Linked DNA regions of Homo sapiens: region 2 is linked to region 1. Evidence: read pairs that join two places in POLR2A ChIA-PET (ENCODE). Cell type or tissue: GM12878. All regions are shown on one strand.

Region 1 (5,000 bases):
CATGTGTAGTCCCAGCTACTCGGGAGGCTGAGGCAGGAGAATGGCGTGAACCCACGAGGCGGAGCTTGCAGTGAGCCAAGATCGTGTCACCACTGCACTCCAGCCTGGGCGACAGAGCGAGACTCCGTCTCAAAAAAAAAAAAACAAAGAGAAGTAGTGAAGGCCTAGAGTTGGTCAAGGCTGGTTTAAATCTTGGCTCCAATATACCTGAACTTTATTATTTTGAGCAAAGTCATCAATTTCAGTGTCCTCATCTGTAAAATGGGTTTGCAGCAATCTCTATCTCACAGGGTTATATGAGGATTAAATGAAATAATGCGGGCTGGGCACAGTGGCTCATGCCTGTAATCCCAGCACTTTGGGAGGCCGAGGCGGGCAGATCACCTGAGGTCAGGAGTTCGAGACCAGCCTGGCCAACATGGTGAAACCCCATCTCTACTAAAAATACACAAATTAGCCGAGTGTGGTGGTTCCCGCCTGTAATCCCAGCTACTCAGGGGCTGAGACAGGAGAATCGCTTGAACCCGGGAGGCGGAGGTTGCAGTGAGCTGAGATCGCGCCACTGCACTCCAGCCAGGGTGACAGAGTGAGACTCCGTCTCAAAAATAATAATAATAATAATAATAATAATAATAATAATAATAATAATGTGGGTAAAATGCCAGCATAAGGACTCAAAAATGTTAGCTATCATTATTTCCATTTTCTTGATGAAGAATCTGAGGTTCAGAGAAAAGCAATACCTGCCGAAGGTCAAGGGGCGCTCAGTGTGTTGGTGGCAGAGCCCAGGCTCATGAGCCTCCCAAGCCTCCAGCTTGGCCTCACTGCTCTCTGCTTCAGGAAGCAGGGGAAGGGTGGGTGGGAGGTTGGCAGGTGGGATGTCCCCCTGCCTGTCTTCGGAAGCTCTGGTCTGGTGGTGAGAACTCCAGGGCCCCCAGGCCCGGCCCTCTGCCCTCAGAACTCAGCCCAGTGTGATCTGGTGACACGAGGAGCTGGGATGGGGCCCTAGGGAGGCTTCCTGCAGGGGTGACTTCTGAGTGAAGGCCCAAGGGAGAAGTGGGCCTGAGCCAGGAAGGGGGAAAGAGGAAGGTGGCAGAAGATGGCTCCTGTGAGGACCCAGGGGAGCGGCAGGATGCGAGTCAGCCACACACTTACCTGGGGAGAAGTCCCTTCTGTTGGAAGACACTGGCAAACTCAAGCCCTATAGCCTTTCCAGTGGAATATAAAAGAAAAACCTTTGTTAAGGGACCAGGGAGAGCCATGGTTTCAAAGGCCAGCAGAACCAGGGGAGGTAAACAGGAGTGCCTGTTCCAGGAAGCTGCTGGCGCCCCCTGTGGTCTTGTTGGTGCACAATGGGATTGTAGTGCTGTCCTACACATGAGGCAACCAATGGTTGTGTCTCCGCCAGAGGTGGAGGCTCATGCCTGTAATCCCAGAATCCCAGCGCTTTGGGAGGCTGAAGTGGGAGGATCGCTAGAGGCCAATAGTTGGAAATCAGGCTGGGCAACATAGCAAGACCCTATCTCTACAAAAAAATAAAAAAAATTAGCAGAGGCTGGGGGTGGTGGCTCACACCTGTAATCCTAGCACTTTGGCAGGCCGAGGCGGATGGATCACCTGAGGTCAGGAGTTCGAGACCAGCCTGGCCAACATGGTGAAACCCCGGCTCTACTAAAAATACAAAATGAGCCGGGTGTGGTGGTACACGCCTGTACTCCCAGCTACTCAGGAGGCTGAGGCAGATGAATCGCTTGAACCTGGGAGGCCGAGGTTGCAGTGAGCTCACACCATTGCAGTCCAGCCTGGGTGACAGAGTGAAACTCTGTCTCAAAAAAAAAAAAAAAAAAAAAAAAAATTAGCTGGGCGTGGTGGCAAGTGCCTATAGTCCCAGCTATATGGGAGGCCAAGGCCAGAGGATTGCTTGAGTCCAGGAGTTAAAGGTTTCAGTGAGCTATGATTGCAGCACTGCACTCCAGCCTGGGCGACAGAGCGACAAGGTCTCTCTCTAAAAGAAAAAAAAGAATGAGTTAGTTTCCAAGTTCAAAGCGTACCTCTACTTGACAGGGCAGCTCCCGGGCATATTCAGATTCCAATCACTGGGTTGGGAGGGGTGGGGGGTGGTGGGGGAAGGCAGTAGGGAGGAGATGGGGAGGGGGAGGGAATAGCTGGAGAAGCTCAGAGGAATCTGCGTTTGGGCATATAGTGGAGGATTTCTGGGAGGGACACAAAAAAATGTCAGACTTCAGAAAGATGAGGAAGAGGCGGAGGAGAGGCTGGGACCTGGAGCTAGCTGCCGGCTGCGGCGCCTCCGTGGGTGGAGCTAGAGCAGCGGCGGCGGCGGCGGGGAGGCGGGTGTGGGGAGCGGGTGTGTGGCTCTCCGGAGTCTGGGCGGAGAGGAGGGGCCGTTTCTGTTGGGGTTTGAATTAGCCAATCAGCATCCCTCTTGCCCTTCCCTCCCTCCTCTCCCCACGCTGCAGCTGGAGCGCTGAGCTCATCTGCGGGCCTGGGGCCTGAGCTGGATGGACACCTCTGGCCACCACCCTGAGCCCCATGTGCTGGGGTCGTTCTGGGGGGTTTTGGGAAGTTATCAGAATGCTGCTTTCCCTGGCATCGTCTTGGAGGGCTTGATGGACCCGAGTGGGGAGGGGGCGGGCGCTGCCTAGGAGGGTACCTCTGGGACTTCCCCAACTTGCTCTGCCAGCTCCGTGGTCCATGCCCTGACTTGCCCCTACCGCTTGGTGCCTCATTTTCCCCTTCTGTTAAATGTGGCTTTTGACCAGCTGAATCCTCAGGGCTTTTGAGCTCCTGTGGTTTTATGGAGCAGAGGGGTATTGGTGGGGTGGGGTGGGGGGTCATGAATAAAACCACAGGCCTCAGTGCCCCCCCCCAACCCCCAGCTCTCCCTCTCTGCTGGTCCTCACCGTTGACAGGACCTACAGAACCTCGGTGGGGCCTTTGCCCAGCATGAGGAGGGCAAGGTCACGGGGCGGAGAGCTGCTGTGCCACGTTTGCTGTGTGGCCTTGGGTAAGTTCCTTCACATCTCTGAGCTTGTTTCCTCATGGAAAATGGAGATAAAATGAGTCCCTCCCTCTAGAGGTTTTTGTGAGGATAAAATGAAATAATTCAAGTGAAGAGAGTATTAAATACTAGGTCTGGAAATAAACATGTATTGGTTGTGGTTTTCTTTTTCTTTTTTTTTTTAAGGCAGGGTCTCACTCTGTCACCCAGGCTGGAGTGCAGTGGTGTGATCTCAGCAACCTCTGCCTCCTGGGTTCCAGCAATTCTCCTACCTCAGCCTCCCAAGTAGCTGGGATTACAGGCATGCGCCACCATGTCCAGCTAATTTTCGTATTTTTAGTAGAGATGGGGTTTCTCTGTGTTGGCCAGGCTGGTCTCTAACTCCTGACCTCAGGTGATCTACCCACGTCGGCCTCCCAAAGTGCTGGGATTACAGGTGTGAGCCACCATGCCTGGTCTGGTTGTGGTTTTCTTATTGCTGAGAAGAACTCACACAGCAAGTATAAGTTCTTCTGAGCAATACATCAGTAGGACTACTAGTAGTAGTAGGCTAGTAGGACTGGTTGGTAGTAGTAGTAGACTAGTAGTCTGGGGGCGAGGGTAGGCCAGGATCTCAGCCTCCCAGGGTGGATAAAAATCACCAGGAGGGCTTGTTCACAACATACATTCCCAGGACCCGTGAGGAGCTGAGACCGGATACAAGGAGGTCAGGTCCAGGGAATCTGGGATCTAAACTCTGGTCTAAAGTGACTCCTGTGGGAAGCCAAGGACACACCAGGAGCACGCCCCCTTCCTCAGATACAGATGTTGCTGGAGAAAATGTTCTGGCTTTGGGTTTCATTCCTAGGTGACCTGTGCAGGTTACCTCCCTTCTTTGAGCCTCACTTTCCTCATCTGTAGAGTGGGGGTGACATTCCTACCCTCCTGGGGTTTGTAGGAGGATTCAGCCACACGGAGTCCAGAATGCTGCCTGGCCAGGGGATGCTCTTCCTTTTTTCTTTTTTTTTTTTTTTTTGAGATGAAGTCTTGCTCTGTCACCCAGGCTGGAGTACAGTAGCGTGATCGCTGCTCACTGCAACTTCCACCTCCCGGGTTCAAGCAATTCTCCTGCCTCAGCCTTCCGAGTAGCTGGGATTACAGGCATGCCACCATACCCAGCTAATTTTTGTATTTTTTTAGTAGAGACGGGGTTTCACCGTGTTGACCGGTCTGGTCTCGAACTCCTGACCTCAAGTGATCTGCCGGCCTCGGCCTCCCAAAGGGCCAGAATTACAGGCATGAGCCACCATGCCCGGCCTTGTTTCTTTGTTTCTTTCTTTCTTTCTTGAAACATAGTCTCTCTTTGTCACCCAGGCTGCAGTACGGTGGCTGATCACAGCTCACTGCAGCCTTGACCTCCTGGGCTCTCAAGGGATCCTCCTGTCTCAGCTTCCTGAGTAGCTGATACTGCAGGCACACACCATCATGCCCTGCTAATTTTAAAAAGTTTTTATAGAGATGGGGGTCTCCCTATTTTGCTCAGGCTGGTCTTGAACTCCTGGCCTCAAGCAGTCTTCCTACCTCGACCTCCCAAAGTATTGGAATTACAGGCGTCAGCCACCATGCCCGGCCAGGAGCTGCTCTTTCGTGAGAGCTCCCATCCCTCTCCCTGAGGATCAGGATGACAGAGGCCCAGGAGCCGAGGGGCCTGATGCCTGGGGAGCAGGGGCTGGAGGCTGCTAGTTGCACTTGGCAGGAGCCAGGCCCTAGCGCTGTAAACAGTGACCTCATGGCTGAGTGCATTTGTTTATGGTTTAGGGATTTGCCCTGGTTTTCGGAAGCCGCAGCTGCCGCGCCTCCCTTAGTATCTCAGCCCCCCTACCTTGAGGGTAGCTGGGAGGATCAAATGGGATAGACACGTGGGGCCCTTCAAATGCCTGACACAGTAAGCCCACTGTTGGGGTTTATTATTAATACTTGTATTGTTGATGTTAATGTAATG
Region 2 (5,000 bases), 220 kb after region 1:
GCTCTGTCGCCCAGGCTGGAGTGCAGTGGCATAATAATTGCCTCTGCCTCCTGGGTTCATGTGATTCTCCTGCCTCAGCCTCCTGAGTAGCTGTGACTATCGGCTCACACCACCACACCTGGTTAATTAAAAAAAAATTTTTTTTTGGCCAGGCACGGTGGCTCACACCTGTAATCCCAGCACTTTGGGAGGCCGAGACAGGTGGATCACAAGGTCAGGAGATCGAGACCATCCTGGCTAACATGGTGAAACCCCGTTTCTACTAAAAATACAAAAAAAAATAGCCACGTGTGGTGACAGGCACCTGTAGTCCCAGCTATTTGGGAGGCTGAGACAGGAGAATGGCGTGAACCCAGGAGGCAGAGCTTGCAGTGAGCCGAGATGGCGCCACTGCACTCCAGCCTGGGTGAGAGAGCGAGACTCTGTCTCAAAAAAAAAAAAAAGAAAAAAATTTGTACAGACATGGGAAGGGGGTCTCTATGTTGACCAGGCTGGTCTTTAATTCTTAGCCTCAAGTGACCCTCCCACTTCAGTCTCTCCAATTTTTTTTTTGACACAGAGTCTTGCTATATTGCCCAGGCTGGAGTGCAGTGGCGTGATCTTGGCTCACTGCAACCTCCTGCTCCCAGGTTCAAGCAATCCTCCTGCCTCAGTCTCCCAAGTAGCTGGGATTACAGGCGTGTGCCACCATGCCTGGCTAATTTTTGTATTTTTAGTAGAGATGGGGTTTCACCATGTTGGCCAGGCTGGTCTTGAACTCCTTACCTCAGGTGATCCACCCACCTTAGCCTCCCAAAGTGCTAGGATTACAGGTGTGAGCCACCGCACCCAGCCTTTTTTTTTTTTTTTTTTTTTTTCCCCCAGAGTCTCACTCCATTGCCCAAGCTGGAGTGCAGTGGCGTGATCTCAGCTTACTGCAACCTCCACCTCACAGGTTCAAGCAATTCTCTTGCTTCAGCCTCCCAAGTAGCTGGAATTACTGGCACCAAGCCTGGCTAATTTTTTTGTATTTTTTGTAGAGATGGAGTTTCACCATGTTAGTCAGACGCATCTCAATCTCTCGACCTCAAATGATCTGCCCACCTCAACCTCCCAAAGTGTTGGGATTACAGGCGTGAGCCACCAAACCTGGCTTCTAGATACTTTTTTTTTTTTTTTTTTTTTTTTTTTTGAGATGGAGTTCACTCTTGTTCCCTAGGCTGTAGTGAAATGGTACAATCTCGGCTCACTGCAATCTCCGCTGCCTGGGTTCAAGCAATTCTCCTGCCTCAGCCTCTCAAGTAGCTGGGATTTATAGGCATGTGCCACCATACCTAGCTAATTTTATATTTTTAGTACAGATGGTCAGGCTGCCTTGTTGGTCAGGCTGGTCTTGAACTCCTGACCTCAGGTGATCCAACAGCCTCTGCCTCCCAAAGTGCTGGGATTACAGGCTTGAGCCACTGCGCCCAGCCTAGATACCTTTTCCTTATTAATTTCTAATTTAATTCCATTGTGGCCAGACAACATATTTTTAATGATTTCAATCCTTTTAAATTTGTTGGCCGGGCACAGTGGCTCACAGCTGTAAACCCAGCACTTTGAGAGGCCAAGGTGGGCAGATCACAAGGTCAGGAGTTCAAGACCAACCTGGCCAACATAGTGAAACCCCATCTCTACTAAAAAAACAAAAAAATAGCCGGGCATGGTGGCACGTGCCTGTAGTCCCAGCTACTTGGGAAGCTGAGGCAGGAGAATCACCTGAACCTGAAAGGCGGAGGTTGTGGTGAGTCAAGATCATGCCACTGCACTCCAGTCTTTTGAATTCTATTGTCTGATATTAATATCCCACTAACATTCTCCCATTAATAAGCCATTCTAGCTTACTTATGGTTGTCTGCATGATATATCTTTTTTCCATCTTTTTACTTTTAGCCTTTTTTTTTTTTTTTGAGACGGAGTCTCGCTCTGTCACCCAGGCTGGAGTGCAGTGGCACGATCTCGCCTCACTGCAACCTCTGCCTCCTGGGTTCACGCCATTCTCCTGCCTCAGCCTCCCGAGTAGCTGGGACTACAGGCGCCCGCCACCACGCCCGGCTAATTTTTTATATTTTTAGTAGAGCCAGGGTTTCACCGTGTTAGCCAGGATGATCTTGATCTCCTGACCTCGTGATCTGCCTGCCTCAGCCTCTCAAAGTGCTGGGATTACAGGCTTGAGCCACTGCGCCTGGACTAATTTTTTTGAGACGGAGTCTCACTCTGTCGCCCGGGCTGTAGTGCAGTGGCTGATCTCGGCTCACTGCAACCTCTGCCTCCTGGGTTCAAGCGAGTCTCCTGCCTCAGCCTCCTGAGTAGCTGGGATTACAGGCGCACGCCACCACGCCTGGCTAATTTTTTGTATTTTCAGTAGAGATGGGGTTTCACTGTGTTAGCCAGGCTGGTCTTGATCTCCTGACCTTGTGATCCGCCTGCCTTGGCCTCCCAAAGTGCTGGGATTATAGGCGTGAGCCACCGCGCCCGGCCCATTAACTTTTGTTTTAATTTTTTTTTTTTTTTTTTTTTTTTGAGACAGGGTCTCACTCTGTCATCCAGACTGGAGTGCAGTGGCACAATCTTGGCTCACCGCAACCTTCACCTCCCGGGCTCAAGCAATCCCCCTGCCTCAGCCTTCAGAGTAGCTGGGACTACAGGCATGAGCCACTCTGCCCAGCCTTGTTTATTTATTTTTTTAATTGAGATGGAGTCTCGCTCTGTTGCCCAGGCTGTAGTGCAGTGGTGTGATCTCGGCTCACTGCAACCTGTCTCCTGCGTTCAAGCAATTCTCCTGCCTCAACCTCCCAAGTAGCTGGGACTACAGGCGCACACCACCACACCTGGCTAATTTTTTTTTTTTTTGTATTTTTAGTAGAGGCAGGGTTTCGCCACATTGGTCAGGCTGTTCTTGAGCTCCTGACCTCAGGTGATCCGCCCACCTCGGCCTCCCAAAGTGCCGGGATTACAGGCGTGAGCCACTGCACCCGTCCCCGGCCTTGGGTTTTTTATTTATTTATTTATAGAGTCTTGCTCTGTTGCCAAGGCTGGACTGCAGTGGCACAATCTCGGCTCACTGCAACCTCTGCCTCCTGGGTTCAAGTGATTCTCCTGCCTTAGCCTTCCAAGTAGCTCGGACTACAGGTGTGCACCACCACACCCAGCTAACTTTGGTATTTTTAGTAGAGATGGGGTTTCACCACGTTGGCCAGGGTGGTCTCGAACTGGGATTACAGGCGTGAGCCACTGCCCCTAGCCTGTTTTAATATTTTAAATGTGCTTATATGGCCAGGCACGGGGTGGTTCACGCCTATAATTCCAAGTACTCAGGAGGCTGAGGCAAGAGGACTGTTTGAGCCCAGGAGCTGTGATCATGCCACTGCACGCCATCTGGGCAACAGAGCGAGAGCATGGCTCTAAAAATAAATTAAAATCTGGCTGGGCGCGGTGGCTCATGCCTGTAATCCCAGCACTTTGGGAGGCTGAGGCAGGCGGATCACGAGGTCAAGAGTTCGAGACCAGCCTGGCAAATATGGTGAAACCCTGTCTCTACCAAAAATACAAAAAATTAGCCGGGCGTGGTGGTGGCAGGCGCCTGTAGTCCCAGCTACTCGGGAGGCTGAGGCGGGGGAATCACTTCAACCCAGGAGGCGGAGGTTGCAGTGAGCCGAGATTGCACCACTGCACTCCAGCCTGGGCAACAGAGGGAGACTCTGTCTCCAAAAAAAAAAAAAAAGAAAATTAAAATAAAAAAAAAAAATGAAAAAATGAAACATGCAAAGCTGGTGAAACTGTCATTCATCAGTGTATGTAATGTATACATGTAGGTTGAGCAGCACTAATAAAACTGACATCCACGCGCCCACTTGCCAGCTGAAATTACCTAACAAGCCCTTTGTAGCCCCCTCTCATGCTTCACTGTGTTAATCATTCAGTTGCTTTTCTTCAGAGCTTTGCCGTGTGTGCCTGTGCAACATATAATGTCATGTTGGCTATCTTTGAACTTTAAATAGAATCAGGCTGAATGTATGCTCTGTAATGTTTTTCTGCTTAATTTCCAAGATTTCCTTATGCTTATATGTAGCAGTTATTAATTTTTACTGCTGTATAGCACTACACTCTATAATCCACAATTTATTCTACTCTTGAGCACAAACGGGCTGTTTGCCGTTTTTGACTTTTACAAACAATGCCGCTGTGCATATTGCTTGTGTGCTTCTGAGGTATTGTGCCTGGGAAGAACTGCTGGGTTGTAAGGTACGTGCATGTTCAGCTCATCTAGTTAATGCCAAACTGTTTCCAAGGTGGCTCGTACTAATTTCTCTTCCACCAGCAGGGTGGGAGGTCCTACTTCTCCACTTCCTTGCCAGCATCTTCTTGACAGTGTTTTTGCATCCTAACATATCTGCCACCTGAGTCTTTGTAAGAACAGCCAACGCTGAATGTTCACTCACACAGTGCCAGACCCTGTACTGAGGGCTCTGTGTGTGATTTGATTTCACCCTCACAAGACCCCCATCTATTATGAACATATTATTGATGACCAAGAGAGCAAGTCTTTGTCCTGCTTCTGCCCCAGACACTTCCCTTCTGCCGGGGCCCCATGGTCACGTTGCCTATCTTCGTTTCCCAGCCTAGGTGGGGCCGAGTCCCAGCAGGGCCTCAGTGCCACCCCTGGACCCCTTTCTCCTCAGGCTCTTACTCTCTGTCAGTCCGCCTCAGCCGCCCTGCATCCTGGGACCGGATCAGACACTACAGGATCCACTGCCTTGACAATGGCTGGCTGTACATCTCACCGCGCCTCACCTTCCCCTCACTCCAGGCCCTGGTGGACCATTACTCTGGTATGGCCTTTCCCTGCCTCCAGGACTAGGCTGGGATAGTCTGTGGGGAGGAGCAGGCAGTGGTGCCCTTGGATATTTTACCTACTGTGGAGTATTCAGACAGACAGAAGAGCGGCCTCCCCTATTTTCACGCCAGTCCCTATGCCA

What was found. ChIA-PET counts read pairs that join two places held together with the same protein. Peaks named below come from ENCODE experiments on the same cell type or tissue, not always from the same donor. Only the 100,000 strongest peaks of a DNase experiment are listed, where the experiment ranks them.
Region 2: POLR2A ChIA-PET joins it to region 1 with 5 read pairs; 8 of 35 experiments call an interaction of 5 or more read pairs at or near these places.

What each region holds. Positions count from the first base shown.
Region 1 is chr20:36,833,197-36,838,196 of GRCh38, reverse strand. All of the region lies in intron 2 of MTCL2 (microtubule crosslinking factor 2), which reads left to right. Among named protein-coding and RNA genes, the nearest start is that of MTCL2, 28 kb to the left of the region's middle. RefSeq lists a silencer at 2,205-2,494 and an enhancer at 2,725-2,784. In GM12878, a CTCF peak has its summit at 1,331; DNase peaks (open chromatin) are centred at 1,307 and 2,436; H3K4me3 peaks cover 2,387 bases; H3K27ac peaks cover 2,465 bases.
Region 2 is chr20:36,615,078-36,620,077 of GRCh38, reverse strand. SLA2 (Src like adaptor 2) reads left to right here. Exons shown (of 8, transcript NM_032214.4): 6 at 4,704-4,853. Among named protein-coding and RNA genes, the nearest start is that of RAB5IF, 12 kb to the right of the region's middle. In GM12878, no CTCF peak of the experiment used is centred here; no DNase peak of the experiment used is centred here.